Regions from separate parts of the Homo sapiens genome. Here region 2 is linked to region 1. A link is an interaction called in ENCODE POLR2A ChIA-PET data of the cell type or tissue named here. Cell type or tissue: MCF 10A. All regions are shown on one strand. Each heading gives the region's core, and the rest is flanking DNA. Links, peaks and the distances in the headings are about the cores only.

Region 1 (16,103 bases), core at 5,868-9,867:
CTCCTCCAATGGGTGGCTGCTCCTCTGAGCACAATGCTAATTATGCCCTTAGCACAGCCCGATTCTTCTCTGAACAGTAACAGAGCTTAATTGTCTCCGGCCCAGCTGTCCCTACCCAGTTGGTCCTTGGTTACTGCATTCTGCCCAAACCCACTGCAGAACCAGCTGCACTCCCTCACCCAAAGGATAGCCCTCCAACCCAGCTCCTGCCACAAGGCTTCACTCCACCCCCACCCCCACCCCCACCCCAGAAGATGGGCACCTCTGTCTGGAAACCAGGCTACTACAAGTGTTGATCCTTCTTCAATACAGCATGCCAAGATTATCATGCAAAAAAGAACATGGTTTAAGCAAAGGTTTCTTCAAAATTCCGTGCTTGGTGGCAGAGGAGTGGGCCAGTGTGTCCCTTTTCTAAGTCCTCCAATGACCCTTGCTCGTTATTTATGCCCTCCCTGACTCATGCTCTGTAAAGTCTGAGGTTGGTAAAAGCCCCCTACATTTAAGAGGGCACCTGGTTAATGTAGGCATCCCATAAACAATCTTCTAAGAAGCTTCTTCCCAGTCTCAGGGAACTGTAGGTTGGCATAGCCTTGCAGATAATCTTGTGCCCAGTTGGTGAGCAAGCAGGGGCCAGTGGCTGGAGCGGCCCCTGGGCTCTGGGCATGGGGAGGCCCTCCTTCTGAGCTGATGGGTGGCCTCTGCAGCCGGGCCCTCCCTGAGCTTCCCTCTGGGACAGCAGAGAACTCAACCTCTCTGCCTAGGGCAGCGCCCTCGTGGCCCCGGCTCAGCCCAGCTCCTCTAGGGAATTGAGTGGCTGGACTGTGGTTTAGTCGCCCCCAGGGAAGCTTACCCAGAGGAGGAAAGGACTGTTTCGCAAGCCAGGCCCGGCGTTCTGAGCTGGCCTGTCCGCCCCTGGCATATGGCTGGGCCTGTTAGGAAATCAAGGAGACGCTCTGTCTCTTTCCAGCAGGCGCCACTTCTGTCTTGCCACTGCTTTGCTCGATTCAAGACGCTGGCTCGGGGGCCAGGCTGGTGGGCAGGCAGGCGGGCAGGCGGGCAGGCCCCTCTCCCACCAGCCCGGTGCCTGGGAAGCGCTCACTGTCTCCTCAGCCGGTGTTATCCCAGGGGTCCCGCACCTGGCTGATAAGGCCAGGCGGCTATCAGTGGCCATCTCGGGTGGGAGGGCAGGGTGGCTCTCAGGGAAGGATTCCAGACTGTTTCCTTCTGGGGCTGAGCTCCAACGCCCTTATCTCCTTTCCTGCCAGGCAGGGACTCCTCAGCGCTCACACACAAAAGAGAACTCCACCCAAGACGCACAGCCCCTACCTACTGGAAGGTGGAGGAGGCTTTGCCTCCGGTTTCATTAAATCTACCTGGTTCTCAATCGGGGGCAGTTAAGTGTGCACTCAGCTAATATCAATGTATTTGGTCCTGCCAGGGGGTGGGAGGGTTGGAGAGACGGGGACGTTCAAGTAATGGAGCTGCCTTGGTGGCTGTTTTCGAAGCTCCTGGACTTGTCAGTCAACTGAAACGTCTCTTGGAAGAGAAACAACCAGGGGATGGGCCAATGCCAATTACAAGATTCAGGGGCTGCGGGGATGGGGAGGTCAGGCCTCATGGGACTGAGTAGAACGAGGGTGGTGGGGCCTGAGTGTGAAAAACCAGGCCTCGCTCAGCCCCGCTCTTGGCTGCCTTGAAGCCTGTGAGGCAGGAGGCCTGGTGAGTATTATTCCCGTTTCATAGAACGCAGGCCTGTGGGTGGGAGTGCTAGAGGGAATACGGGAATATATTATAGAAGATGGGTCAACGGAATCCTTGAGAGGTCAGCCGAGCGCCCATTCCTGTTAGCGCGGAAGGGAGAGCCCTGGCCTCACAGTGTTCCCAGGATTAATGTTCCGCCTCAGAAGAGCAGCCTACCCCCAAGACTCTCAGACTTACTGCTGGGCAATGCTTTCCAGAGGCCAGGGCTGGCCTAGGTGACCCCACAGGGCCTTGTTCCAGCCCAGCAGTCGCTGATTCTACAGGCAAGTTACTATGGGAACTATAACTTTGAATTTCCTGGCTCTGGGGCTGTGAAAATCACAACCTGAACCTTCCGTTGATGTGGGTTTCTCGATTAATTTCCTGTTTGATTGTTTACTTTAGAGAGCGGAAAATGCCTTTGCAGGCAGCTAGCTCCCTCCACGGAGACACTTATCACACCCTGCCCCCACAGCCAGCAAGGTCAAGTCCAGGCCTCAGGTGGGTGGAGGTAGGGGCCAGAAGCAGGGGCAGGGACTGGGGGAAGGGGCTGGAGCTGGGGGCAGGGAGGAGGCTCAGCCAGAAGCAGATGGCAGCCTGAGCCCCCTGCCCTACCCTTCTGCTTGCCCGGGGTCCCAGCCTGGTGGATGTCGGGGCTGTGGAGGGACCTGTGATTTCAGAGACCTGTGAGCCTTTGAGGGGAGCCTCCCACCCACCCCAAGCCCCAGGACTGGCCCCTGGCTGCCCAAACTATCCCCTGTCTCAAGGAGCTCTGTTGTGCAGAGTCAGACATACAGTGCAGTCCTTCCTGGAGAGGGTGGCCTCAGTGGGGAGGGTCAGAGATTTCCCCCTAGGCCAGGCACTGCTGACTGGGCTGCCCAGTGCGGGGCTGGGCGTAACTGCTCTTCTACCCTTCTCTCCTCCATCTGCCCTCCCCAGGGCCCTGCGCTCCAGCAGGGAGCTGTGCCCAGTGTTCCCAGTGACCATAACTCCATCCTGTTCCCTGCGGAGTGGGGAGGGCTTGCAGGCTCAGGTGCCGCCTGCGAGCCAGGAGTTCTGATCTCCTGTGATGATAACCACCCATCTCTAGGCCATGGGACACTCGGTAGCCTCTCGAGCCCTCCTCCCCACCCCAGCTACCCAGCCCCTAGATGGCCCTGAGGCCCCATTTATAATGGGGGCCCTGAGGCACGGGGAAGGGAAATGGAATAGGCCAGAGGGCTGTGGACTACCCAGGGGATCTGGGAGGCCTGGGAAAAACTCCCAACCTCCCAGCACCCCTCCCTTATCTAGGTGACCGTATATGATCCACATCAGGGCAGTTTGGAGAGTGGAAAGGATGCTTTTACTAATGACTTTGAGATGACAGGTGAAAACTGGAACTATTCCAGGCAAACGAGATGTGCCATCACCCCACCTTTGGCCGGCCTCTCCCCATCAGCCTATTTATGTGGGCACTCACTGGGGAGCAGGAGTGAAGCTATTTTTCTACCTACTTGTGTGCTCTTGGAGAAATCATTTCCTTCCCTGTGCCTCAGTTTCTGTAGCTGTGACATGAAGAGCGTTGCAGTGGTGCCTAACTCAGATCATCTGGTAGAAAGATCAAATGGATCTTTAAAAACACACAGAGCACATAGAACAACCACTCAAAATATGTAAGCCAGGTGAGCATGAGGATTCCGAAGGTGCTGTTCACCCTCAGAGGCCCCCTCTCAAAAGGGGAACCTCAGAGCTGCCTTAGGCATTTCCTGTTCACTCCTCAGGAGGGATCTTGGACTGGGGGCAGTGAGCACAGAAGAAGCTTCCAGAAGGGATGGGGAGGGCCTAAAGGGGAAGCTGGGAGGCACTGGCTGCAGGCACAGCTGCTTCCCTGGAGTCTCAAACCCACCCCAGGGTCCTGGGGATTCCTGGCTGCAGGCACTGTGAACAGAACTAGCCCCTGTCTAGGCCACTAGCTGGAGCTTGGTCCACAGGAGAAGCCGCTGGAGTTGTAGCCCTGCCTTCTGGATCCAATGTCTCCAGAAGAATTTGGTGTCTACCCTGAGCCCCAAATTATATTTCCAGCCCCCGGGCCAGCTGTGGGATGAAGCATCCCCCATGTGACATCCACTGTCGCTACTTTGTACGGGGTGGTTTGCAAGCCCGGCAGGAAGGAGGCTAATTATTCCCTCTGGGGCGCCTGGTCCGCAGCTAGGGTGCCCGCCCGCCTTAGTTAGGAGGGCTGGCAGCCAGACCACAGGGCACAAGCTTGGACTGAAGGCCAGGTCAGAACCACAAATTTCCTGACATCTGACCATAACCACCATACCAAGGCTCCATGTTAGACTGGTGGAAAAGTGGCATGGGGGCCCATTCCCCTCTGCTGAAGGTGTCTGCACTGTGGGCAGGCAAGAGCGATTAACATAAAACAGCACTAATTTTGTAGCTTTGGTGCCAGGCTAGGCAACATTAGCATCTACACAAGCACCTATATCCATGGCCACACCAGCCCTTCCTCCCACTTCAGAGGGCGACACTACTCTTCTTTAAGGCAGATCTATGTACTTGATCCTTTCCTCCTTTCTGATTATCCTCTTCTCCTGCACTCTGGCACCTCACCTCTACCTTTAAACTGGCTCAAGACTCTCCTACTTTAACCACACCAGATTCCCAGACCATTCTAGGTGACCCTGTGCCAGTGTCTTTCCCCTAGCATCCTCCCCTTTTCTTCTTCCATAGGCAAGTTCCAAAAACAAAGAAAAGAGGGAAAGGAAGGAAGAGAAGAAGGGGGTTGGGGTTGGGGGTGGGGGAGAGAGAGAGAGAAGAAAGTACAGAAATTCATTCCAAAGAAAAAGAAAGAAATGGTGTGCTCTTTCTGTCTGCACTTCTGGACCTCCTTCACACTCTCCAACCCTGCGGGGCCCAGCCCAGGCTTCCACTGCCCCAGTAGCAGCACTGAAGTCATCATGGCAAAGGTCACCCATGCTCTTCTAATCACCAAATCCAGGGGACCTTGGTCATTGTTCGTTTTACTTGACCTCTCTGAGCTTTGACACTGGTGACCTTGTACTTCTTGGAACTCTTGGCCCTCATGACGCCATTTCCTCCTGTTCTGCTTAACTCTCTGACCACCCTTTTCTTCCTTCTTTGGGGATTCCTCTTCCTCCTCTCTCACCCTTTAGGCATTGCTGTGTTCAGGTTGGGAGCCCCTGCCGTCTTCTCTTCTCATTCCATGTGTTCTCCAGGTCACCTCACTCACACCAACGGCTTGACTAATCCCTGGGTGCTGATGATCCCAGATTACCATTCTCCCATTAGTCATCTTCCCTGGTCATCCCCAAGGACCCTGGACTCAGTATTTCTAACACTGAACTCATTCACTTTCCCTAAAACCACCTCCACCTGCCTTCCCAATATTGTTGATGGCATCATCACTTACGCAGTTGACCAAACCCCAAACCTGGGGGCTGGCCATCTTCTACCTCATCCTTTTCCTCACTCTCACTTCTGCCTCTTAACATATTCTGCCTCTTAAATATCCTCCTCCCTTCCTGCCAGCCTTAATTCAAGCCACCCCAATTTTGCACAGCAACCTTCTAACGGTCCCCCTGCCTCCAGTCCAAACACCACCCTACCTACATCTCCATGCTATGCAAGATAGGATCTTTCTAAACTACAGGTATTACTATGCTACTCTCCAGTTTAAAATCTTTCAGTGGCTCTCCAGTCCCTTGGGATAAAATCCAAACTCAGTACCATGGCATCTAGAGCCCTTAAATATGTGGCCTTTGCCTTCTTTATAAGCACATTCCACCCCCAGCACCATATATTTTAGGCATCTTGAAATACTTATTCATCATTGTACTCTGCTAGTGCACATTTTTTGCTTTTTTACATCTTTCTCATGCCATATGCCTGGAGTTCTCCACCACCGCTATTCCTTCTTATGCTGCAATGCCATATACCTAGCAAGTCTCTTGCTTTCCCCCTACTAGACTATAAATTATAAGTCTTATTGTTCCTCTTGTTATCCCTGTACTTACGTAGCATTTAACACACCATAGATATTTCATAAATGTTGCCGAGTGGATGGATGGATGGATAGATGAGTAGATGGGTAGATAGATGGATGAAAGGATAGATGGATGGATGGATGGATGGATGGATGGATGGATGGATGGATAGGTGAATAGACAGATGAATGAAAGGATGGATGGGTAGGTGGGTGGGTGGGTGGATGAATGGATGGATGGATGGATGAGTAGGTGAGTAGATAGATGGATGAAAGAATGGATGGGTGGGTGGATGGATGGATGGATGAATAGGTGAGTAGATAGATGGATGAAAGGATGGATAGATGGGCGGATGGATGGATGGATGGATGGATGAGTAGGTGAGTAGATGGATGAAAGGATGAATGGATGGATGGATGGATAGATACATGGATGAAAGGATGGATGGATGGATAGATAGATGAATGAAAGAATGGATGGGTGGATGGATGGATGGATGGATGAGTAGGCAAGTAGACAGATGGATAAAAGGGTGGATGAGTGGATGGAGGGATAGGTAGTGGCCAATACAGACAAAGAATAGGTAAAATCAGTTCAATTTTGTGAAGGCTCAGGTTGACCTGTCACCAGTCAACACAATTAAAAATTATGAGCTCCAGCCGGACATGGTGGCTCACACCTGTAATACCAGCACTTTGGGAGGCTGAGGCAGGCAAATCACGAGGTCAAGAGATGGAGACCATCCCGGCCAACATGGTGAAACCCCATCTCTACTAAAAATACAAAAATTAGCTGGTCGTGGTGGTGCGTGCCTGTAGTCCCAGCTCCTCAGGAGGCTGAGGCAGGAGAATCGCTTGAACCCGGGAAGCAGAGGTTGCAGTGAGCCGAGATCACGCTACTGCATTCCAGCCTGGTGACAGAGCAAGACTCCGTCTCAAAAAAAAAAAAAAAAAAAAATTATGAGCTCCAACCAGCAAAATAAGAATTAGCTAATGTGGGAAATTAATATCATTCCGTAAAGGAGAGAGCACAGATCCAGGACTCTCCAGCACCTTCCATTTCCACTTAGACCTGCTGTCTGTCTGGGTTGTGCAAGCCACTTAACTACTGAGCCTCAGTTTCTCTACCAATTAAGCAGATATGATAATACCTGTGGCCTTTCCCTGTCTCCACAGGAGTGTCATGAGGGTAAAAGGAATGGTGCATACAAAGCATGTTGAGATCTTCAGGGAAGATACATGTTTATAAAGATAGAAACATCATAACAATAATAACACCTTACGTTTGAATCAAGCTTTGCACTTATCAAAGCTCTTTCACATACGTTATTTCAATTGACTCTCCAAACAATCCTAGGCAGATACTATCCCTGTTCTCAGGTGAGGAAGCTGAGATGCAGAGTGATTAAGTGGCATGCCAGGGGCTGGTCTTAGTGTGTAGCAGGTCTTCTGACTCCAAGCCTGATGCCCATTTTTGATGATAGCCTTTCTTGGATAGATTATCTACTTCCCTGCCTCCCTGAACGGAGACCTAGACATAATTGGCCCTTTTCTTGATGACTCGTCATTACCATAGGCACAGTCCCTGGGCTGTCCTCCAGGTTTGGCTGTAGGTACAGGTCCAGGTCCCGCAGAGGCACAGGGTGGATGGGCCAGCTGTCCCGGAGGGTACTCCTGACGTGTAGGTGGCAACCATCCTAGAGCCCTGCAGGTGTGGTTCTTCTGACTCTGCCTCATTCTTCCCCCTGTCCCCTTTGTCTCCACTGTCAGCATGTGTGCCCATTTCTGTGGCTTCCTCCGCCACCACGGCCTTTACCCGTCACTATCTTTTCTTCTTTGTTTCCCTCTCTCCTGCCCTACAATTCTTTCCACACCTTCAGCTTGTCCCCCCACAGCCCTGGCTCATCCACCGGCCCAGCCAGCCAACCTCAGCTCCCAGGCTGGCTTTGTTCTCCCGCCAATCACAGCCCTCTGCAAACCTCCCACTTTGGCTCCCTCATGGCTGCCCCTGTGGCCACCTCCAGTCGCTACCAAAGGAAGGAGGCTCCTCCAGGCAGGGGCTGGGCTGAGCTTTTTCTGCAGCTGCATTAGGTGGCTTGGGTTTGCTCTCCCACAGTAGAAGGCTGTGCTGTGGGTGAGCTGAGGTGGTCAAGGTGGGCTGGCCAGCCCGGCTTGGATGGACACTGCACCCCTCACTAGCAAGGCAAGATGTTGGGATTGCCAGTGCTCATCCCTCCCTGCACAGCGAGGCTGCCCCATGAGTTCTCAGCACCCCCTTTCCCTCCCTGCAGGGTGGCATCCCAAGCTACCAGCCTGGTTACATCCTGGGCATGCCTTGGGCAGCCTGCCTGTGCCCGTGGCCCTTCCCCCAGGGACTCCAGGAGACTCCCACCAGGCTGCCTTTCTCCCTGGCTGCTGTGGGGCCTCCCACAGCCACAGCCTGACTGGAGCACCTTGGTTTCTCCCTGAGGGAGGATATGATGGGCGTGCCCACAACAAGTCTCCGCCAGAGACAATAGGACAGGAATGCATTCGCTTCCGAACAAACACTGTGTGGGCTCGCACAATTGCCTTGGATTCTTGTCCAAGAAACACATTTTGCCGTTCGAGGGCACGGGAGGCTTGCCTGCCCCAGCCCGCCCACATCCCCGTCAGTGCCAGAGACTCTGATGAGTGGGCTGCTCCTCCCCCGACCCCAGGGCCTCTGACCCCCAGGTAGAGCAGGCTGGTCTCCTTCATGGATGCAGCTCGTCTTCCAGAGGTGACAGCAGAGGAGAGGGACAGTCCTGCCCACACAGAGGGTGCCTGCTCCTACCAATGCCTTTTTTTTTTTTTTTTTTTTTTTTGAGACAGAGTCTTACTCTGTCGGTCAGGCAGGAGTGCAGTCGTGAGATCTCGGCTCACTGCAACCTCTGCGACCTGGGTTCAAGCGATTCTCCTGCCTCAGCATCCCAAGTAGCTAGAATTACAGGCGTCTGCCACCATGCCTGGCAAATTTTTGTATTTTTAGTAGAGATGGGGTTTTGCCATGTTGTCCAGGCTGGTCTTAAACTCCTGGACTCAAGTGATCCACCCACCTTGGCCTCCCAAAGTGCTAGGATTACAGGCATGAGCCACCCCGCTCAGCCTGCCATTTTTTTAAAAACCATTTTTTATTGGTTAATAAATACATACATATACATATAACATTATGTAAAGCTTACCATTTTAAACTTTTTTTTTTTTTTTTTTTTTTGAGACAGAGTTTCACTCTATCGCCAGGCTGGAATGCAGTGGCACGATCTCAGCTCACTGCAACCTCTGCCTCCTGGGTTCAAGCAATTCTCCTGCCTCAGCCTCCCGAGTAGCTGGGACTACAGGCCCGCACCACCACACCCAGCTAATTTTTGTATTTTTAATAGAGACGGGGTTTCACCATGTTGGCCAGGTTGATCTTGATCTCTTGACATCGTGATCCACCCGTCTCGACCTCCCAAAGTGCTGGGATTACAGGCGTGAGCCACCGTGCCCGGCCCATTTTAACCATTTTTAAGGGTGCACTTCTTTGGCATTAAGCGTATTCACACTGTTGGGCAACCATCCCCACCGTCCATCTCCAGAACTGTTTCACCTTCCCCAGCTGAAACTCTGTCCCCATGAAACACTCCCCATCCTCCCTCTTCCCAGTTCCTGGCACCCACCATTCTGCTCCCTGTCTGTATGAATTTGACTACTCTAGGGACCTCATAGAAGTGGAATCATACAGTGTTTGTTCTTCTGTGCCTGACTTATTTCACTTAGCATAATGTCTTCGGGGCTCGTCCGTGTTGTGGCATGTGTCTCAATGGCCTTCCTTTTTAAGACTGGGTGATATTCCCCTTGTATGGATTTACCACTTGTTTATTTATTCATCTTTCAGTGAACACTTGGGTTGTTCCGCCTCTTGCTATTGTCAGTAATGCTGCTGGGAACATGAGTGTCCAAGTCACTGTTCAAGATGCCGCTAATTTTTGAGATCTGTGTTTGAGCTAAGTGAAGCTGTTGTCTCCTGGCGATCCCAAATAGAACATACATAAATGAGAGAGCTAGTCGGCCCTCTCCGTACTGGCAGGGATTCGTTTATCCCCAAAATGAGCTGTCTCTTAGGAAATCAGAGCCCTGAAGAAATGGGACATAGGACAGGTCATTTAGGCCAAGATAGACAAGACTGGAAAGGTTCTTCCCTTGGGATGATACCCACTAAAGGCAAGTTCAGTAGGGATTTCTGGGCAGCCATTGGTCACCCTGAAGCATGGAGAGCCCGGGAGGGCAATGGCACTGACGGGGCCCCAGGGAGGAAGCCTGTGGAGTTGTGCCAAGGGCCCCCTGGAAGAGGCAGGCCAGACCCTTGTTCTGACACAGAGCAGCAGGTGGGGCCTTCAGCTGTGTGCCCCATCCAAGGGAGGCTGAGGGAGCATCCTCCACCATCCCTTCACCCCGAAGGGTCTGAGAATCCACTCTCAAAAGCCAGCAACCAAGCAGGTGTGTGTGGGGAGGACAGGACATGGTCTGCAGCCACCAAGGCCCTTCCTGTGCTCTCTGCGTTCCAGCAACTGGGAGGGACAAGTAAGATGAGAAACTCCTTCCCTGACTTCCTTGAGAAAACCCAGCAGGCCGTTTGCAAGAGGGCCTCTCGCACAATGTGGTTTTTGGCTTCATGCAGACTTTCCCAAACAACCCAGAGAAAGATAAGGTTGGAAGGGGGGGCTCTAGGGTTGAGAACCCGCCCCCAGCTCTGCCTTAGGGCCCTGGGCAGTCTGTCCTCTGCCCTGACAGGAGTTGGGGGAGTAGGGGGAGCAGGGGCAGTGGCCCCAGGAGCCTGCCTGCGGGGAGTTTGGGCGTGCCCAGGGAAGAAGGCATGGGAAGGGGAAGTCACAAAGATACGAGAAGGGAAGAAAAAGAGCAGGGAGACTGTGGAACCGCTCTGCAGGCCCAAGCAGCCCCATCACAGAAAGTGGAAGGCACGCAGGCTGTGGGCTGCAGAAGAGACGAGGAGGAGACCCTTGATTGTCAGGGCAAAGCGCTCACTGTCAACACCCCTGGGACTCCGGGAGGCTTCCACGCAGCCCTGTCAGCGTCTCCCTCTCTCCTCGGAGGGAGATGCAGCCACATTGAGAGCCTCTAGTGCCTGGCAGGCCCTGGCTCTTCTCGAAATTTCTCATATTATTACTTCACTTGTCCCTAAACCTCAGAACCTGGCAGGCACAGGCAAGGGACCAGAGCCCCCTGAGAAGCTAGTCTCAGGACACACCAGGGCCCCAGGCGCACTTCCCTCCCCGGGAGAAGCATTGACTGAGCAGCCCCACTGTGTCAGCCAGCGACATCCGCCTGCGGCTGCTTCCCCAGCTGCCCTCCCTTCCTTCGCATCAGCTCCCGGGTTCTGCCTCTTCCCCACCCAGGGCCACCACCCACTCTGTCTGGAGTTTCATTCCCACCAGATACTTACCTTCCCCCTTTCCTGTGATTTCTACCAGCAATTTTTATTTTAAGGATTTTTTTTTCCTGCTAAGCACCCTAGGGAAGCATATGAGGGAAATTTACTATAAGAAAGAAGTTCCAGCCTAGGTGGGGTGGTTCATGCCTATAATTTACCTAGCACTTTGGAAGGCCAAGGTGGGAGGATCACTTGAGCTCAGGAGTTCAAAACCAGCCTGGGCAACATAGTGAGATCTCGTCTCTAGTAAAAAATTTTTTAAAAATTAGCCAGACATGGTGGTGCACCCCTGCTCCCAGTTACTTGGGAGGCTGAGGCTGGAAGATTGCTTAAGCCCAGCAGGTTGAGGCTATAGTGAGCTATGATTGTATCACTGCACTCTGCCCTGGGGGACAGAGTGAGACCCTGTCTTAAAAAAAAAAAAAAAAAAAAAAAAAAAAAGTTCCAGCAAGACCACACAGAATTCTCCTGATGTTAATCCCCATTTTCCCTGCTGAGTAAGTGTGGCTAGGCCCACCTTTCCCTCCGATCCCAGTCCCAGACAGTCACAGGACCCTCCCAGGCCCTGAACCAGCCCCTCGCAGTTGGATGTTGGACCCCATGACTCAGGTAGGCTTGCTGCAGGATGAGTCACACCCCCCACCTCCAACTTTTTCTAGAACCTGCTTACTAATCTTTATCCCGGCCTCTTGGGTCCTCTAGATGAGGGAGACCGTTGCCTGTGGCCCAAGAAAGTCCCCCAGGCACTGACTGGTGGAAGCCTCCCTTGGCTCTCCTTGGGGATCCGCAGACCCCAGTGCGGGAGAGGGGTCACTGCCCCAGAGTAGCCCACATGGGCATACTGTAACTACTTAACCAGTCCCCTTGTTGGGAGAGGTCCAGGTTACTTTCAATCTTTTGCTCTAAAAATAGTATAGCAACTAGTGTACACGTGTTGTATGGCATGTGTGTGGTTATATGTGTGGGATAAATTCCTAGAAGTAATATTGCTGGGTCAGAGGGTTTTGGACACTTCTGTTGTTGATGATTATCACCAAATTGCCATCTATAGAGTGATACCAGCTTGTATTTCTACAAGCACTCTATGTTTGCAGACGCATCGATAATAATTCTGTGCCATGTCCCTTCTGGTGACAGGGGTATGGGGAGGGGTAGGTAACCACATCCCCCTCACTCTCATCTTTTCAAAGGTACGTGCATCAGAGGGCCTTGCAAGCAGTCTCTCTGGGTGAGCATTTTCCTTTCCTGTCACAGACTCTCAGCTGGGCGAGTTTTCTCCCTGCCTCCCAAAGCATGTTTCTGAGCAAATATTTTCCAGTGTGTGCCAGATGTTGGGGAGAGCAGTGGACCGACATCGCCCTACCCTCATGGAGCTTGCCTTCTAGAGCGGGGAGACGGGCAATAGGCAAACAAGTATATAATATGTCAGGGGCCGCAGAAAAGGGTGAGCTGGGAGGTAGGTGGGGGATGGTGGCTGCTCAGGGAAGGCCTGTCTGCCCTGGGGATGTTTGGGCAGAGCCCTGCATAGGATGAGGGAGTGAGGTCTGTGGATCTGCGGTGGCCAAGAATTTCCAGCGACAAGTATGCAGAGGCCCAGAGTTGGAAATATGTGGGTGGGATGCGAGACCCCGAGGGTCCTCAGTGCCTGTCACGTGTGCAGCCCATACTGTTCCCTCCCCTGGGTTGACCGTTGCTCTCCACCTGCTCATCATTTGAGCAGTTTAAGGCCCACCTCTGCTCACTCATCCCAAAACGATTTCTTTTCTGTGTATCTGCTGCAAACCCAGTTCTCAGGCCAGTTCTGACCAAGTTACCAAGGAGAATGAGGTCTGGTCCCTGAAAGTGGCTCTGGCCAATCAAGCACTCCTACGGCCCTGGAGCCTGCACCCTAGTTTGGCCTGCAGCCAAGCCTGCCGTGGGTCCTCAGCTCCTGTGGTGAATGCTGTAGCTCCTGCTGCGGGGCCCCTAGGCTGGGTGGATGGATGCAACGTGACAGGAGACAGGAAGAATTAAGGATGTGCAGAATGCAGATTTTGAGCCAGCAACATGACCAGTCCCCAGGGTTGGCTGGGCATGATTTTGCCTCTCCTTCTTGACTATATCATGCCCAGATTAAAACTTTGGCTCCAGCTCTCCGTGAGTAAATGAGGATGTGCCCTCAGAATGCCATCTTTTACCCTCTTCTCACCTTCTACCCTTCCTTTTAAAAATGCAAAAAAGAAATGCATAAATCATGTTGACCAACAGTTCATGAATCCCCACTGTTGCCAGGGGCTTTGCTTGGGGTTAAAGGGCAGCAGAGATGAATTTGGCACTGTCCCTGACTTCAAGAAGCCGACAGTTCACCCTGGAAAATGTCTTAACTTGTGTGGAATGTGCATGGGGGGGAAAGCAGGAGTGCCTGGGAGTGAGAAGCAGGGAGGGCAGGGACTGGGGTGGTCAGGAAGGGTCCGAGGAACAGCTGGGAAGTGACCCAGCCTTAAAGGATGGAGAGAGGATGGAGAGCCCCAAAGATACAAAGTCATTTGGAGTCTAAACACCAGCTATGGAGTGCGGCCCTTTAACCTGCATGGGAAGAAGTCATGGAAACCCATGGCTTTAACCAAAGAGGGGCCTGAAGTAGAAATGATTTCTCCCTGGCCCCAAGCTCTCACCTTCCCCATCCACTCTAGAGGCAAACGTGTGCAGGCCTGACCCGTCTTGCTCTCTGCCCCTGCTGCTGCCCTAGGCCACACTGCCACCATGCCTGGCCAGGTCCCTCAATGTCCACCCTTCCCTCCTACAGCAGGCAGAATGGTCCCCTTAAGACATAAACCAGGCCAAGCATGGTGGCTCACACCTATAATCTCAGTGCTTTGGGAGGCCAAGGCAGGAGGATCACTTGAGGCCAGGAGTTCAAGATCAGCCTGGGCAACATAGAGAGACCCTGTCTCTACAAAAAATAAAAAAAAATTAGCAGGGCATGATGGCCTGCACCTGTGGTCCCATCTACGCAGGAGGCTGAGGACAGAGGATTGCTCGAGCCTAAGAGTTTGAGGTTACAGTGAGCTGTGATCAAGATGTATACAATGTGGAGTGATTCAACCACACTCATTGACATATTCATCACCTCACAAGTGCTGCTTTGCATCACAGTGCTTACCGCCATCTGATAGAGATGTTTATTGGTTTGTTTTCTGCATTTCCACCGCCCCGGAGCTGCATTTCCACCGCCCTGGAGCAGGGCCTGGTCTGTCTTGTTCTCTGCAGTGAACTGTGCTGGCCTGGCGCAGGCGCTCGGCAGGTACTTGTGACTTTGTCTCTTTTGTTTTGGTAGATCTGTGCTGCTTTCGAAGTGCCACCTCGGCATCTCTCTACAGTGTGATCAAGGAGACCTGGCATCTGGAACAGGACTGTGTTGAGATCAGAGAGACCCAGTCTGTAGTCTGATTGATCTCTACTGACTTTGAGGTTATGGAAGTTGTAGGAAGGTTGTTGTTATGGTTTATACAGCATGTAGTATATTTTCATTCATTCCACATTCCACTCAATATTTGAGTACCTACTAGACATAGTTCAAGGATTTCTGTACATGAAATGTGCCAAAATGCTTCTCCATAAAAGCAGTGAATCACCTTTGCATGAATTGAGTTAGATGTTGGTTACTGGGCTCCCTTGAGTTGTGGGTTAGGAGTTAACTGTGGCCTGACCTGGATCCCTGTGACTAGGTGATGCTCTCGAGTTTGCCAGCAACAGAACCGTCTCTGCGTCCAACATCTCCTAAGCGGGACAGTAGCGTGGGCTGTGGCATGCTAGGAAGATCACTCTGGCCAGTTGTGTACAAGATAAATTGCAGGGGAAGGAAGTGGGGACCAGGATGACGCATCAGGACGCGGGACAGTCCTCCATGAGGGAAGCAACAAAACCTCACCTTTGAGTAAGGCCAGGGACCTGGAAAAGTGGGACTAAAATGTCTCCAGGACGTTTTACCAGGAAAACTACCAGAACCTGGTACCTTCTTGGTTATGGATGGTAAGGGGAGAGCAAAATGACTGAGGTTTTGAGCTGGAGGTGACATGGAGCTGCTTTGAGGCAAAGATGATAAAGCCATAGTGTCATCCAGAAAGTGAAGCCCAATGAGTGTGGGAAGGTTCGTGCAGACGAGCTAGATGTGGGGTCCCTGAGAGTCGTGATGATCGACATGGCAGGAGGGGACGGCATTGAGAAGAGCAGAAGCTTGACAATAACTATTTGGGGAGGAAAATATTGGAGGAATGCCTGTTTTAGGAACTGAGAGAAAAAGCATTAGCCAGCAAAGAGGGCTGTGGTAGGAGTGGTCCGTGGGGCTTGGTGAGCTTCTCGGAAGCCACGCCCAGAGAGGGTTTCAGGCACTCGGTGTCAGCACACCAGTGCTGCTGGGGCTTCAAGAGAGAGTGAATCAGAAAACTGGGACATAGCAAGCATTGGTGAGGCTGTAGAGAAACCAGAACCCTCATGCATTGCTAGTGAGAGTGTAAAATGATGGAGCCATTGTGGGAAAACAGTCTTGCAGCTACTCAAAAAGCTGAACATAGAGTTACCACATGACCCAGAAATTCTAATCCTATGTAATATCCAGGAGAATTGAAAACATGCATCCAGGAAAAGCCTGGTACACGAAGGTTCATAGCAGCACTATTCCTAATAGCTAAAAGGTGGAAACAACGCAAAAGTCCATTAACAGATGAATGGATAAACAAAATGTGACATATCCTTACAATGGAATATTAGTCAGCCACAGAAAGGAATGAGATACTGGTATATGCTACAACATGAATGAACCCTGAAAACATTAAGTGAAAGAAGTCAATCACAAAAGGCCACATATTGTGTGATTCTATTTCTATAAAATGTCCAGCACGGGCAACTCCATAGAGACATAGAATCGGGGGGAGTTGCCAG
Region 2 (16,103 bases), core at 6,171-10,170, 150 kb after region 1:
AGGAGGGAGGGGTAGGGAGGGAGAAAACCCAGCCTGGACACAGCCTGAGAGACCCTCCACTGTCCTGGGCCCCTCCCTGTCCCTGCTCCATCCAGCCCCACAGCTGGAGAGAGAGAGTGAGCTTCCCTCCTGCACAGTGAGGCTCGGCCTCGTGACTGGGAGCCTCCCCGCCTGTCCACATATGTGTTCAGCTGGTCTCCTACTCACCCTCCTGCACCCTCTGCCTGCCACACTGCTCACCCAGACCCTACCTGTCCCCATCCCAGGTCCAGTCTGAGCCACGAGGCTTAGCAGAGACACTGCTGCCTTGAGGCTTTTGGGGTTTTTGTGTGTGTGCGAGAAGGGGTGTCCACACCCATGCTGTGGGCTCCCTGGTAGCAAAGGGCTGCACACCCACACTCTCCCCTCAGTGAGCTTCCAAGAGGGGGCAGGGCACACAGGCCATGCTCGGTATGTGTCACCATTAGTGAGTCATGGCAGTGTTTGGAAAGTCCACAGGAGCAGGCCTCTGGAGTCCGGGATTCTAGAACTGACCAGACCACCAGGTGCTGCGCGACCCTGTGAAGGTCGCCTCACCTCTGGTCTGTGGCATCCTCAGTCCTACCCCAGGAGGAGATTAGGTCAGTCTGTCCCTGCAGAACCTGTTATGAAGGAGGCCAGGGAGAGCTCGGCATGTCACATCAGGGTCACGCCACTCCGGGAGTTCATCCCAGGAATGATGGGAGGGGTGCTGGGGCCACCCTGCCCTGAGGCTGGATGGGATTCTGACCTGGTCTCCAGACAGGACCTCTTCATTCCTAATTCCCAGAAGCAGAACTCTCGCCTGGCCTCCAAGAGCTCTCCTCCAGGAAGGAGGGACCACACTGACTCGGGCCCTCCCCCAATTCCTCCTGAGCCCCAACCCTGCCAAGCCTGGGACCCTCCCCAGCTCAGAGCAAAAGTCTGGGCTCTGAGGTCAGTGACCCTGGTGGGCTGCCCTCTCTCCATGCTCTGGGTCCAAGGACAGATGTAGGTTGAGGGGCCTCAGGCAGTCCTCCACCTCCCTGACACTGGAGAGGGGCCTCAGTTTGGGGCGTGGGCTGGCACTGGGCTGTGAGCTTCACCAATGCAGAGAGTCCGGGGATGACCACTCAGGAGCCTGCCCGGGGCAGTTTCCCAGAAACGGTGGGGTAGGGTGGCAGGGGAGGGAGGAGCTCCAGAGGATCTTGCTGGGTTAAGACGGGGGCTAAAGGTGGGGTGGGGATGACCCTTCCTGGAGGAAAACAACACCAGGGCCTCGAGGACCGGAGGGAGAAGGAAGGAGCCCCTTGGAAGGGAGGCTGACCTTGCTGTGCAGCCGGCCCTGCCCATCTGAGTTCAGCCTCTTCCTGGGTTCTGTTGCTTCAGTGCTGCTGCTTTGCTCCGATCTAAAGCGCTCACAGAGCCCTACACCTGGGTTTTCTCTCCCTAGACTGGCGGTTTTCAGCCCTGGAGGGGTTGAATCACCTGGGGAGCTTTCACAAACACTGGGGCCGAGACTCGCAGCAGAGGCTCGGATTTAATTGGTCTGGGGTGTAGGCTGCTCAGGACTCTGCCTCAGGGCCTAACCTGTCTCCAGGGAAGGCACCTTCTCCAACGCCTTTTCCCCACACTGCTAACACCCAGCTCACCCAGGAAGATGACTGTCACAGCTGGTCTGTCCTGCAGGCGAGGGCCAGCCGCCTTACCCGGGCACCTCATGCTGGCCACCCAGTGCAGACCCACAGTAAGGTGGCAGCTTCTGCTCCGGCAGGAATAGAGGCTCACCTCATACCTGCCCCACAGCCTCAAGCTCGGGTCAGACATGGAGGAGGGCATGGGTCTGGCTCCTCCCCTCTCCTTGTCCAGCACTGGCCGGATGGTGTCCCCCGCCTGGCACTATCGCGGCAACCATGTTCCTGGCAGGAGGAAGTGTGGCAATTGCTGGAAGGGCCAGTCTGCAGGCCAGGCCAGCTGGGGTGTCCCCTTCTTCACTGAACAGGCCTCTTCATGGCCTCCAGCCTCATTTGCTGTCATCCAGTGGCCGCTTTTCAGGCCCTCTCTGGGTGATGTTGATGCCATGGACCGTCCCCTCCTCTGCCTCCTGCCTCATCTTCTAGAACACTCCCCACTCCCCCAACTGTCCTCTCAGTGGACTCCTCAGTCTCCCCTGCCACTTGCCCCAAATGTGGGTCCCCTGGGGACTGGCCTCAGTACTGTCCTCGCTCCACATTCTCCAAGGAGTGACTTCACCCAAACCACGGTTTCAAATGCTATCTGTGCCCAAGGCCTCTCGAGCCCGGACCTCCTTTCTGAATTCCGGACCCCTCACCCAGCTGCGTGTAGACCCTCTCTCCAGGCACAGCCCCAGCCTGGCCACACTCAGTCTGCTCCTGCTCTGGTTTTCCCAATGCACAAATGACAGCGTCATCCGACAGATTTCCTCAACCTTGTCCTTGACTCCTTCCTGCCCCCACCCCTACTAACTTCATGGCTGATTTCAGCACTTACTTCCCCATTCTGTCTACTGCTCTCCACCTCCCTCCACCAGCCTGGGCCAGGCATTGTCATTTGTCACCAAACCACTGCAGCCATCTGTTAACTTAATGTCACACTGCCACGCTCATCCACCTTCAAGCCTTCATACCCCGCCTTGGGAAGTCTGAAACAGGGGAGCCTGGGTGTGCCACATTCCTGCCTAACTCCTCCCATCGCTTCCCACTGCTCTAGGACAGAGTCCTCTGGAAGGAGGCTGACCTTCCTTCGTCCTCGCTCCCATCTGCCCTCATCTTTTCCCTCCTCCACCCACATTCCAGCCATTATTCCCTGTCTGCTCAGAGTTTCCCAACATGTTGGGATTGATCCCTCTGAGATGTCCACCTGCTCTAGAATGCCCTGCCTCCTTCCTCCAGCAAACTCCTATTCATTCCTCAAAACATCATTCGTGTGCTACCTCCCCTGGGAAGCCTTCCAGGACTTCTCAGTCTTTGTGTGGTAGGGACTTAGAACGGGTCTTGGTGTTTCACAGTGCAGAACACAGTTTCTGCTTGAGCTTTCAAGGCAACGACTTTTTCAGTTGCCGTGACCATGGGGAATTCACAGCCCTGCGGGGGACCAGAGAATGTTCAGACAAGGGGAGAGAGATCATTGCACAGCCCTCATGTTCACAGAATAGAGTGGGCAGCTCGCACTAGGTGGGGCTTCTCCATGGGGACTGGTCAGACTTGTGAGAGGCCTTCTGTCTCCCCAGACCAGGATAACAATCATCTTCCACTCATCCATTGCTCATTGGCCTTTCTGACTCGCCTAGCACCAACCGACAGTATCACGAACTAGTTACTACGCGTTACCAAGGGCTCCTCTCGGTTTGCAGTGATCTCCCGAGCTCCACCTGTTCCCCACACTCCATCCCTCCTCCAAGGCTCAGCACAGTGACCAATGGGACAGAGCCCTGGTGAGCTGGCGGACAAGAGTGAGTCTTCAGGGCCAGGGTTTAAGCCCAGGCCCAGAACAGAAGCCATTTTTATAAATGAAGCATCCGAAATTGAAGCCTGCCAAGATGAAGGCAGAAACAACTTGGCACATTGCTTCCAGGCACGGAAGAAGGAGAAGCGTGTCTGTTTCATACCAGAAACCCTCCGGTTCTGGTTTCTCCAAGCTCGGCCTTTACCTTCTCCTTGACTTGGAAGGGTCGCCTGTGGCCCCGCTCCCCCATCTCTTCTGGAGCTGCCTTCTGTAAAGTGATCTTTCTATATTTACTTAAACTTCTATTTAAAGAGGAATTCCTCATAATTACTCAGCCGCAGAGAGCTGACACTGTTTGGCTCTGTTTATTTAGTTTCTCCTAGTGATTGGCAAAATGTCCTCAGTGGCTTTCAAGAGCAGATATAGACGAATGACCTCTTGGTCATAAAATAAAGTATGATGCTCTTTTCTGTCCTCATGGGAGACGGCATGTGGGGGGGATGTGCCTCACCATCCCACCCCATAAAAACGCTAAATCCAGTCATTTCTGAGGTTGGATTTGTGAAGCAGTTTCATAATTGGTGAAGGGTGCCGTCTCATCCGGGTGTGAGTACATGTGTGGATACAGCACGTGTCCAGCACACGCAGCCTTTCATGTGCACACACAGACGTTCACACCCACACACGGCCTCACAAATGGCAAAGAGCAGACCCGCCAACAAAAGGAGGAAGCAAGAATTAATACATCTGTTTTTTTCTTCAAAAAATTTTAATTGATACTTGGCATTTAGTCCAGTAGGGAAACTAAAATAGCTAGTTATTTGTGTAGAAATAGTTCCCAGGGTGCTTCCCTCCCTTCCTCCCCGCAACCCCTTTACTCCTCCCCCACCCCTGCCCCCGACACAACGACCCTACAGAACATCCAGGGACAACCCTGCTCTGACAAACCCAAAGGGAAAAATGCTGAACATCATTTGTTAAAATGTGGCCAGTAGCAAGACGCAGAGATGGCGGGCAATTTAAAATGTGGCCAGTAGCAGGACGCAGAGATGGTGGGCGATTTGGGGGTTTTGAGGGGAGGGCCTTTGTGCCCTCCAGTTTCGTGCCATTGAGTTTGAAGGCGTGCGGAAAGCAGAGACAACTGTCACGCCTCCCAAACAGTGACCCAACCCACCTAACCCACACCAGTCCCCTGCTTCCCAGGACCCCTTCTCTGTACCGTCCTGCCATAAGCCCTGCAAGACCTGCCTTCCCAGGAGAACTCCCATCTCCACATCCTGCTCCCCAGGTCCCAGCGCCTCTCCCACCCATCAGCCCTTGAGTGGATGCCTCGGCACGGGGGTCACACTCAGAGCTCCCCACTGCCTTCCCACTCAATGCTTTTCAGTTGGCTTTGTGGAGTGTTTGCCCTCTGCAGTCAGACTCTGTCTTTTGAGGGGTACAGGGCCTGTAACTTGAGCCCCAGCAGTGTCCTCACACCTCCAGTACACAGAGGAGGGACCCACATGGAGCAGGTGGTGGTGATAGCCTGTGCCTGTGGCTGGATTCTATGGTCTGCCCTAACAAGGCACAGCTCAGGAACCCAAGAGCTGTCTGTGATATTGACCAAGGGCCCTTCTTGGAAACCTCCTTGTGGCCAGGCCCAGAAATAGGATGGCAGGAGAAGCCGCCAGACCTCCTAGGCATGGGCTCCCTTTCAGAATCCTCCAAGCTGGTGAGGACGGCGGGAAGGCAGAGTACAGGGCAGACAGTGATGCCCGCCTGGAGCCAGGCCGGGGATCAGCCTAGGCGCAAGCCACGCATCCACATGGGTTCCTCTGCATTGAGAACTGCCGACAGGACGTCCTCGGAGTCCCAAGCAATTGTCTGGTTTGTGATGGACCCATCTTTCATTTCTTGATTATTCAGTAGCTTCGTGTCCTAGAAACCAAGAGGACCATTTCTATAAAAGAGGTTGGTTGAATAAAGACAGCGTGAGAATAGAGGAGCTCCTATTCCCGAAGTCAGCTGCCTGTTCTGCTTTCAGGCCCAGCAAACACCCCAGCCAGAGGAACTGGGGCCCTTTGCCCCTTCATGGTGTTCGCAGCCCCTCATCACCCGCTCCCCTGGAAGGCCTGCTGAAATGCAGATGTCCATAAGGTCTCCCACACACCCAGTTTCAGCAGCTCTAGCTTGGGTCTAGGATAGTCACTCAACAAACACGTATTGAGCAGCCACCATCTTCCAGGAGCCCTGCTGAAGTGGCAGCGGATAAGGCAGGTGGCTCCCTGCTTTCATAGAGCTTCTGTCTAGAGAAAGGTGCCCAAGCTGTAGGTGCCTCAGAATCGCCTGAGGTGCTTGTTAACACAGAAGGCTGGTCACAGCCCCGGAGTTCCCAACCAGCAGGTGTCTGGGGTGGGACCTGAGAATTTGCTTGTTTCAGAAGTTTCCAGACAAGGCTGAGGCTGCTGGTCTAGGAGCCACATTTTGAAAACCACTGGCCCAGCCAATCCCCACAGGAACAGGACCTAGGGCAGTGATATTTCAGGAGAAAAGACTGGTGATTCAGAAAAACACAAGGGTGGCCAGGCACGGTGGCTCACACCTGTAATCCCAGTACTTTGGGAGGCCGAGGCGGGTGGATCACCTGAGGTCAGGAGTTTGAGACCAGCCTGGCCAACATGGTGAAACCCCGTCTCTACTAAAAGTACAAAAATTAGCCGGGCGCGGTGGCAGGCGCCTGTAATCCCAGCTACTCAGGAGGCTAAGGCAAGAGAATCACTTGAACCCAGAAGGCGGAGGTTGCAGTGAGCTGAGATCACACCACTGCACTCCAGCCTGGGTGACAGAGTGAGACCCTGACTCAGAAAAAAAAAAAAACCAACAACAAAAACCCAAAAAACCCCCAAGCATGCATGAGAGGTCAGCAGCCCATGGTCCGCAGACCCCGAGCACATCAGAGCCTCAAGGCTCCACCTGAAAAGCTGCTACAATGGAATGACCTCTGCAATTCTTTCCAGGTCTCACTTCTGGAGGACGGGTGAATTGGGAGCAAAGGCAGGGAGGCTGGCAGAGGTTTCTGGAAGTCAGTGGGGCAGGGCCAGCGCTAGAGAAGAGGAGGCTTTGAGGCTTGTCTTGGCTTAGGCCTTCTCCTCCTCCTGGGCACCACCCTGAACTGACCCTACCCCCCCAGACACTGCTGCGGCCTGGCTGCCCTGGGGAGGGCAGGCCAGGGCCAGCAAGACCTGGGAGCCTCTGCGGCCCACGACACCTACAGTTTTAGAATCTGGAGAGCAGATGCCTCTGGCTTGCTAAGCAACTCATGAAACAAACAGCTTGCTTCAGGGCTTTCTTTTTTGAAGCTGACTTTGTTGTTTGGGTGGGGAGATGTGTGTATAGATAAGCTTCTCAAAGTGATGACATCACAAGAATAATAAAAATGCCACATTGCACCCTGTGTCTTTCACCTCCCAGGCACGTTTTCAAAACTAATCATAGGTCAATTCCCCTTCTTGCCAGCTCCAGGGACCTGCAGAGATGGGAGGCGCTGCTGAAAACCCTCTAAGGGGGGCAGCGCCGCCTTACCTCTCAGAGCTGCATTTCCCTCTCTTAGAAAAGGGACGAGCTAGGTGGATTTTAAAGTTCCTGCCAGTTCCCAATTATTTACCCAGAACTGATTTTAACTGAGTGTTTGACCAAAGCTTTGGTCCATGAGCCTTCCATTGCCGGGGTGTTTATTTTACATAAAATTTATCTGGATACTCACACGTAGAAGTTTTTCTTTTGGTATGGAAAGGGGTCAGAAGATTCTCCAGGTTTTGAGGGGCCCTGAAGCTTACACAATTTGCAAGAGTGTCTCCTTCAGGAAAATAATACAGAATTACTGATCATAATTCGGTGCTGGGTCCTGGTAGAGGCCCAGGCTGTAATGTGTCCAGAGGCACAAGGCTCAGCTCCACACTCTACCCTCTTTCGTTGTGATTAAAGGTCCACAGGCGTCCTGGGCAAATATCAGTTTCTTGAGTCTCAGAGACCCTTGAGACTGTCACAGGCTTGAGTTGGCACTTTGCAAACCTGAGTGTCTCCCGCGCCCATCCTGCCCTGGCCCATGTTTTGGCCGTGACACTGTGTTGCCAGGCAACCATCTATCCTATAGGAATTCACACTCATTCTTCCAGCAGACACATTTAATTTCAGGCCCAGAGTGCTTGGTGACGCGGGGTGACACCAGCCTGCGCCCTCACAGAAATAGCCTGAAGGACTGAGTCAAAAGTAGCTGGGGGAACTGATCCCCACATTTGATCTTCTTCCCCTAAAATAGCTTGGTCCTGTTTATGGGGCTGCTCTGAGAGGGGACGTGGGCGTGGGGCTGTGCTCACAGCTTCCTCCCTCCTGCTGGGTGCTTGCTTTTCTGTGGCCATCAGGAGAGACATCCGTAGTGACTCAGGGCCCTGGACATGATGTAACACCCCTGGCTCCCAGGGTGGTGGGGAATGCGTGACTGCCTTGGAATTCCAGGCGGGACCCTTGGTGCCTGCCTGCCAGTTCTTGACTAAGGTCAGGTGCGGCTGAGAGCTGCGCTCACCAGCCTTGGGGTGGAGGCTGGGAGGGTGTCCTGGCCCCGAGCCAGACCTCCCACTGACAACAGGCCCAGTCCTGAGCCCCGTGGGGACACCCTTCCATCCCATTCTCTAGAGCAGTGGTTCTCAGCCTCGGCTCCATGCTGGAACCACCTAGGGTGCTTTAAAATATCCTGATTCTGATGTAACCGTGAGATTCTAGTGTGCAGCCAAGGTTGAGAGCCAAGGGACTCCTGCCCAGCGTCCCCTCCCTGACCAGCTGCTGAGCTTTTCCCTTTTGGCAAGCGTCTCAGGGGCCCTGGGCACCCTCTGGGCTCTGACATTCCTCTCCTGGCTTGAGCAGAGCTGCCTGTCCTGCAGGAGCCAACAGTCCTCAGGCTCCAAGACCCTCGGCCAGGCATCAGGTCTTAGCCCTGTGCTCTGCCCAGGGCCCTTCCAGGGTGCTGGGGAAGACGTAAGATCTCGAGAGGCCGTGGGATGCTAGAACAGGGCTGCGGTGGGAGAAGGTGCTGGCCGATGAGAATGGAGGTGACCTGCTTGTTGGGTTTTGAAAATATAATGAAGTCAGTGTGTGTATCAGTAAAAATAGAGCTCTAAGCCCCTAAACAAGCAAACACAGGCTATCCACTAAAATAAGATTTTATAATTTGTTCATTGGTCAGTTTATATTTATTTTTGTTTTTAATTGCGGTAAAAAGCACATAATATAAAATTTACCTTCATAACCATTTTTAAGTGTTCAGTTCAGTGGTGTTAACTTTGTTCACCTTGCCATGTGACAAATCTCCAGAACTTTCTCATCTCACCAGAACTTTCTCATCTCACCAAACTGAAACTCTGTTCCCATTAAACAACTCCTCTTCCCTACCCCCCGGTCCCTGGCAACCACCATTTGACTTTCTGGTTTCATGACTTTTTTTTTTTGAGACAGAGTCTTGCTCTGTCGCCCTGGCTGGAGTGCAGTGGCTCGATCTCCGCTCACTGCAACCTCCACCTACCAGGTTCAAGCGATTCTTGTGCCTCAGCCTCCCGAGTAGTTGGGACTACAAGTATGTGCCAGCCCACCCAGCTAATTTTTGTATTTTTCGTAGAGACAGGGTTTTACCATGTTGGCCAAGCTGGTCTCGAACTCCTGACCTCAAGTGATCCACCCGTCTGGGCCTCCCAAAGTGTTGGAATTACGGGCGTGAGCCACTGCGCCCAGCCTGTTTCCATGATTTCGACTTCTCTAGATACATCGTAAAAGTGGGATCATACAGTATTTATCCTTTTGTGACTGACTTATTTTACTCAGCATAATGTCCTCAAGGTTCATCCATGTTGTAGCTCATGAAAGGATTTCCTTCTCTTTTTTAAGGCTGAATAGTATTCCATCGTGTAGATAGGCCGCATTTTTTTTACCCGTTCATTTGCGGAGGGTCATTTGGTTGCTTCCACCCCTTGGCTGTGGTGGACAGTGCAGCTGTCAACACTGGTGTGCAGAAATGTCGTCAAGACCCTGCTTTCAGTTCTTTTGAGCACATACCCACAAATGGGATTGCTGGATCATATGGTAATTCTATGTGGAGGTTTTTGAGGCACCACCGTACTATGTTCCACAGCGGCTGCACCATTTTACCTACCCCCAGCAGTGCACAGGGGTTCCAATTTCTCCGTCCTCATCAACATTTTTTATTTTCTCTATTTTAAAAAAATAGTAGCCAGCCTAATAGGTGTGAGGTGCTAGCTCATTGTCATTTTGATTTGCATTCCTTAATGATTAGTGACATCAAGCATCTCTGTTCTTTTTTTCTGAGACAGGGTATTACTCTGTTGCCCAAGCTGGAGTGCAGTGGCTCGATTTCAGCTCACTGCAGCCTCCGCCTCCTGGGTTCAAGCAATTCTACCGCCTCAGCCTCCTGAGTAGCTGAGACTACAGGCGCCCGCCACCACACCCAGCTAATTGTATTTTTAATAAAGACGGGGTTTTGCCACGTTGGCCAGGCTGGTCTCAAACTCCTGTCCTCAAGCGACCTGCCTGGCTCAGCCTCCCACAGTGCTGGGATTATAGGAGTGAGCCACCACATCCTGCCTTTTTTCTTTTCTTTTCTTTCTTTCTTTCTTTTTTTTTTTTTAAGACAAGGTCTTGCTCTGTCACCCAGGCTGGAGTACAGTGGTGTGATGATGGCTCACTGCAGCCTTGACCTCTTGGGTTCAAGCGAACCTCCCACCCCAGCCTCCCAACTAGCTGGGACTACAAGCACATACCACCATGCCCGGCTAATTTTTGTATTTTTAATAGAGACAGCGTTTTGCCATGTTGCCCAGGCTGGTCTTGAGCTCCTGGGCTCAAGCAATCTGCCATTCTCAGCCTCCCAAGGTGCTGGGATTATAGGCGTGAGCCACAGTGCCTAGCCTTAAATTTACTTTTTAGTTTTTAGAGATGAGGTCTCACTATGTTGCACAGGCTAGACTCGAACTCCTGGACTCAACTGATACTCCTGCTTCAGCCTCCCAAGTAGCTGAGACTATAGGTCTGAGCCACCGTGCCAGGCTCATTAGTCTCTTTTTGATGGAAAAGTATCCTGGAAAAATGAGGTTCTCAAGAAGCACAAGAGGCCCTGGGATGGGAGAGCAGGGAAGGTGGAGGTGGCAGGGAGGAGATGGGGGAGCAGTTTGAGCCTTTCTGTGAAATCTCGTTAAGGCCGTTGGTAGAAATAATTAGGTCTCTGTTCTCCTGAATCTGCTGGGTGAATTGGGCTGTGGGGTGGGGCGGAGGCAGCTGGGGTCTGGTGGAGCAAGGGGTGCCTTGTGGCTCCCTCCACAGCCTTCGGAGCCCCCAGATCCAGGACCCAGCCTGGAGTTTTCGCCCTCATACCCGCAGGCTCAACCCCTCTGATGAGGCCAGCTGGCATCGTGCCCTTTGCCTCAACCCGAGGCTCTAGGCAGACCTGGACTCCATGCCCTTCCTGGGCAGAGCACAGGACCTTCAGGGGAGTGGGGAGTAGAAGGAGGGAATGTGCTCAGGGCCGAGCTTGCTCAGGGCCGAGGCCCCAGGAGGAGACAGGCTCTGGGCTGCCTCTCCTCCAGGGCCTGCCACGTGTGTGTCTTCCTTGAATCTGAGCCTTCCTCCACTGAGGCCTCAGGCCTGCGCCACTACACTGGCCTCCAGAGCAGCTACTCTTGAGGGCTGGATGGCTTGAGAGGGAGGCAGGAAAGGAAGGAAGAGAAGGAAGGTGGGCAATTAGGGGAAGCTATCCCGTGTCCACACCCAGCACACTCCCGGCTTCAAATGCCCCAAAGGTCACATGTAGAAAGCATGAGACACCATTCCATCCTAGGGGCCCAGCTAATACACCTGCAGGGTGAGTGAGATCAAGGTGCTTCACCTCACTGGACCTTGGTGTTTCACCTGCAAAATGGGGCTGACAATTCCTATCTTGAGGGCTGGTGTGAGGACTGCATGAGTTAATGCTTGAAAAGGACCCCGAGCTGTGCCTGGACCTAGAAAGTGCTTGCCTGGGGCATGGTCCCCACAGGGAGTCCTAGAGGGGCCTCGAAGGGGTGACAGACAAGGGGGTGGAGGGACAACTTACAAAGGTGCGGGGCAGGTTAGGAGAGACAAGGCACCACCTGCCCAGCTTGAAGGCTTAGGAGGAAGACAGTTCCCGTTGCAGGGTGGGTGACAGAGCAGGGAGAGAGCTGCTTTTTGAGGACTGACCTGCGGGACTCGGTGGGGGAAGAACACAGCCTTGACCAAGCCTCAGCCTCGGAGGGGAGCGGGCAGGAGTTTCTCACCGCCTCATTTTGCCTCTGACCTCCTGGCTGGGAGCCTCCCTGGCCCAGCTGAGCAGGGAGGTGGGGAGTCCCAAGGGGCTGGGGGCCGGGCAGCATTCAGGCCACCAGAGTCTATGAAAATGGATTTTTGGTTCTGACAAGAAAGGGTCTTCAAGACACAGTGAGAACAAGAAGCAAATTGCAGGAGCACACGCACCATGAGACCCGCGTATATAATGGGAGAAGCCTCCCTGCTGCCTCTGTTTCTGCTGTCAGCATGGACCCTGGAGGGCACACAGCAAGCCTGGGACGGCTGTGACTCCGGAAGGTCAGGAGGGAGAAAGACGCCCACTCCACGCTGTATGTTTTGGTATCATCTAAATCATGCGCAGTTGACACAAATTCATGATTACTTATTTAATTAAAAAGTAGAAAACCCAAGAAAAACACAGGAACAGACTGCTCAAGTGTCCTCCAACTACCCAGAGGCTTTCTGCCAGGCAGCCTTGACACATGGAAAGGCCTGAAAACTTAGATTCTCATCAAAACTTCAGCACCTAACCCCTTCGGAGCCACATTGGGCTACAGGGCCCTCAGATAACAATATTTCCCCTTCTTCCCACATGCCTTTGTGAAGAATGAGAATAAAGAATTTCTGCAGAAACCCCTTGCAATGGCTAAAGTGCTTTGTACACACCAGGGTGCCCCTGAACCTGCCTCAAGGGTAGGAAGGGGCTGCCATTTCTCCATGGCCCTGACACTGCCTGGAACATAGCCTGGCCCGGAGCTGGTGCTCAGCAGATGCCCGAATGAATGCACGACTGAGTCAGTCACGAACCTGAAGGAATGACAGGAACCCAAATAACCCATGATATCGAGCCCAGCGGTGGCGTCTGAGTCGTCACCTGGCCTGATGTGTCTGATCTATCAGCAGCATTCGCAGGGATGTCCTCCCCCTTGACTCACTTTCTTCATTTCCAGGCATAACCCTCCTGCCTTTCCCTCCTCACACAGGCTCCTTCCCCTCCTCCCCCTCTTCCTCCCCTTCTACCTGTCCCCTTCCTTTTTCCCTTCCCCCTCCTCCATTTTCCCTTCCACCTCCTCCCTTCTTCCTCGTCCTCCTCCTTCCCTTCTCTCCATCCTCCTCCCTTTTCCCCTCCCCCTTCCTCCCCCCTCCTCCCCCACCTCCTCTCCCTCCTCCCCTGCCTCCTCCTAGACTCCTTCCTCTCCTCCCTGCCCTCTTGGGTTAGATGCCCGGAACTTGGTCCTTGAACTCCACCCTGCCCCTTTGGCTCCCTGTCTCCTTGATGGTCTCATCCAATCTTACCTGTTGGCTGACAACATCCACATTCACTCTCCCGCCCAGACCTCTCTCCTGAACTCAACAAAGCCGACCTCCTGAGCTTCTCCTCCCCAAACTGTTCTTCCTGAAGGATTCCCCAGTTGGGCTCATGGCAGCTTCGTATTACTCAGGCCAAAAACTTTGCAGTCACCCTTGGCCTCTCTCTTTCTCCTACCGAGTGTCCAATCCATCAGGAAATACTATTGGCTCTGCCTTCAAAATATGGCCAGAATCCACCACCTCTCCCCACCGGCGTTACCACGGCAATCTCATCTGGAAATTTCAATTCCTCACTCTCCTTCCTGTGTCCACCCTCGTTCCCCTGCAGCCTCACATCAACATGGCAACCAGAGAATCCTTTCAAAATGCAGGCCATATCACTGAGTCTCTGCTCAAAATGCTGACCCCTTCAAGGGCTGCCATTCACCCAGGGTAAAACCAAAGACCTGGCAGTGATCTTTACAGCGGTTCTCAAAGTAGGGCCCCCAGACCACCCATACCTGCACCTGGGAGCTTGTTAGAAATGCAGTCTCTCAGGCCCTGGCCTGGACCTACTGAACCAGAGACTCTGGGTGGGGCTGGGGGAGTAGCAAGCTGGGATTCCCAAATCCTCCAGGTGGTCCTGACAGTCCTGGCTCAAGTTTGAGGACTACTGGTCTGTAAGGACCTACCTGATGGGCCCCGCGCCCCTACACCCCAATCAATCACTTCATTCCAGCCACAGAGCCCTCCTTGCCGACCAGCGGACACCAAAACACGCCCTGCCCTCAGCCTGTGTCCTGGCTGTGCTCTCTGTACCTGTATCACCCACTCTCTCACCTCCTTCAAGTCTCAGCTCAGTGTCCCCTTCTCTATTTAAAATTTCAACTCTTGGCCTAGGTGCGGTGGCTCACGCCTGTAATCTCAGCACTTCGGGAGGTTGAGGTGGGCGGATCACCTGAGGTCAGGAGTTTGAGACCAGCCTGGCCAACGTGACCAAATTCCATCTGTACTAAAAATACAAAAATATTAGCCAGGTGCGGTGGCTCACGCTTGTAATCCCAGCACTTTGGGAGGCTGAGGCAGTTGGATCACTTGAGGCCAGGAGTTTGAGACCAGCCTGGCAAACATGATGAAACCCTGTCTCTACTAAAAATACAATAGTGTAGCTGGGCATGGTGGCAGGTGCCTGTAGTCCCAGCTACTCAGGAGGCTGAGGCAGGAGAATCACTTGAACCTGGGAGGTTGCAGTGAGCCAAGATAGCGCCACTGCATTCCAGCCTGGGTGACAGAGTGAGACTCTGTGTCAAAAAAAAATAAAATAAAATTTCAACTCCCTTTGTCACTATTTATTATCTTCTTCTATTTCATGTAATTTTCTTATGATGTTATTGCTTAGAGGCTAACTTCTCCCACTAGAATGTCAACTCCATTTGGACAGGAATCTTTGCCCCTTTTGTTCACTGAGGCATCCTGAGTGCCGATAAATCTGCCTGACTCTGGCTGGGGAAGCACAGAATAAGTCTTTGTTGAATGAATGAATGAAAAATCCACATAACCCCAAACAGCAATAACTACTATTTCTTTTTTTTTTAATTATACTTTAAGTTTTAGGGTACATGTGCACAACGTGCAGGTTAGTTACATATGTATACATGTGCCATGTTTGTGTGCTGCACCCATTAACTCGTCATTTAACATTAGGTATATCTCCTAATGCTGTCCCTCCCCCTCCCCCCACCCCACAACAGTCCCCGGTGTGTGATGTTCCCCTTCCCGTGTCCAAGTGTTTTCATTGTTCAATTCCCACCAACCACTAGTTCTTGAGCATGTTTTATTCTGACTTCTTTTCAAACATTAGCTCTAATTCTCTCAGAATTTCTACAAACTCAAGGCACCATCTCCATTTTTTCTCTTAAAAATAATTGCTTTTGCTTTTTATCTTTTTAATTAATGTATTTTTTACTGTTAGAGTACTTGATTTTATTTGGTGTAAGTTTGGTTATTTGACTTTTTTTGATACATGATAATTGTACGTTATTTGGGGCTGCATGTGATATCTTTTGATATATGCATACAATGTGTAATGATCAAATCAGGGCAATGAGCATATCTAGTGCCTTGAACATTTGTCATTTCTTTGTGTTGGGAACGTTTCAAATCTTCTCTTTTAGCTATTTTAAAATATACAATAAATTATTGTTAACCAAAGTCACCATACTCTGCTATCAAACACTAGAGCTTATTCCTTCTATCTAACTACATGTTTGTACCCATGAACCAACCTTTCTTTCTGTTTTTTTTTTGTTTGTTTGTTTTTTGTTTTCTTTTGAGACGGAGTCTCGCTCTGTTGTCCAGGCTGGAGTGCAGTGGTGTGATCTTGGCTCACTGCAACCTCTGCCTCCTGGGTTCAAGCGATTCTCCTGTCTCAGCCTCCGAAGTAGCTGGGATTACAGGTGTCCACCACCACGTCTGGCTAATTTTTTGTATTTTTAGTAGATACAAGGTTTCACCATGTTGGCCAGGCTGGTTTTGAATTCCTGGCCTCAAGTGATCTGCCCGCCTCGGCCTCCCAAACTGCTGGGATTACAGGCGTGAGCCACCGTGCCCGGCTGTTGTTTGTCTGTTGTTTGTTTTGAGACAGAGTCTTGCTCTGTTGCCCAGGCTGGAGTGCAGTGGCATGATCTCAGCTCACTGCAACCTCCGCCTCCCAGGTTCAAGGAATTCTCCTGCCTCAGCCTCCTGAATAGCTGGGATTACAGGTGCCTGCCACCATGCCAGGCTAATTTTTGCATTTTTATAGAGATAGGGTTTCATCATGTTGGCCAGGCTGGTCTCAAGCTCCTGACCTCGTGATCTGCTTCCCTCAGCCTCCCAAAGTGCTGGGATTACAGGCGTGAGCCACCGCGCCCGGCCCATTAACCTTTCCACACCCACCCCTCCACCCTTACCATCTCCATTTTATGGACAGAGAACTGAATTCAGAGAGGATAAGCAGTTTGTCA

The links. Peaks named below come from ENCODE experiments on the same cell type or tissue, not always from the same donor. Only the 100,000 strongest peaks of a DNase experiment are listed, where the experiment ranks them.
Region 2: POLR2A ChIA-PET joins it to region 1 with 5 read pairs; 5 of 35 experiments call an interaction of 5 or more read pairs at or near these places.

What each region holds. Positions count from the first base shown.
Region 1 is chr18:48,840,639-48,856,741 of GRCh38, forward strand. The region is part of intron 10 of CTIF (cap binding complex dependent translation initiation factor); the gene reads left to right. CTIF-AS1 (CTIF antisense RNA 1) reads right to left here and starts at 1,240. Exons shown (of 3, transcript XR_935449.3): 1 at 851-1,240. RefSeq lists an enhancer at 3,900-4,400. In MCF 10A, for the core only: no CTCF peak of the experiment used is centred there; a DNase peak (open chromatin) is centred at 8,243.
Region 2 is chr18:48,990,412-49,006,514 of GRCh38, forward strand. No RefSeq gene overlaps it. Among named protein-coding and RNA genes, the nearest start is that of DYM-AS1, 25 kb to the right of the region's middle. RefSeq lists enhancers at 518-1,147, 4,210-4,979, 4,980-5,747, 6,105-6,803, 10,491-11,401 and silencers at 663-811, 9,709-9,898. In MCF 10A, for the core only: no CTCF peak of the experiment used is centred there; DNase peaks (open chromatin) are centred at 6,830 and 7,920.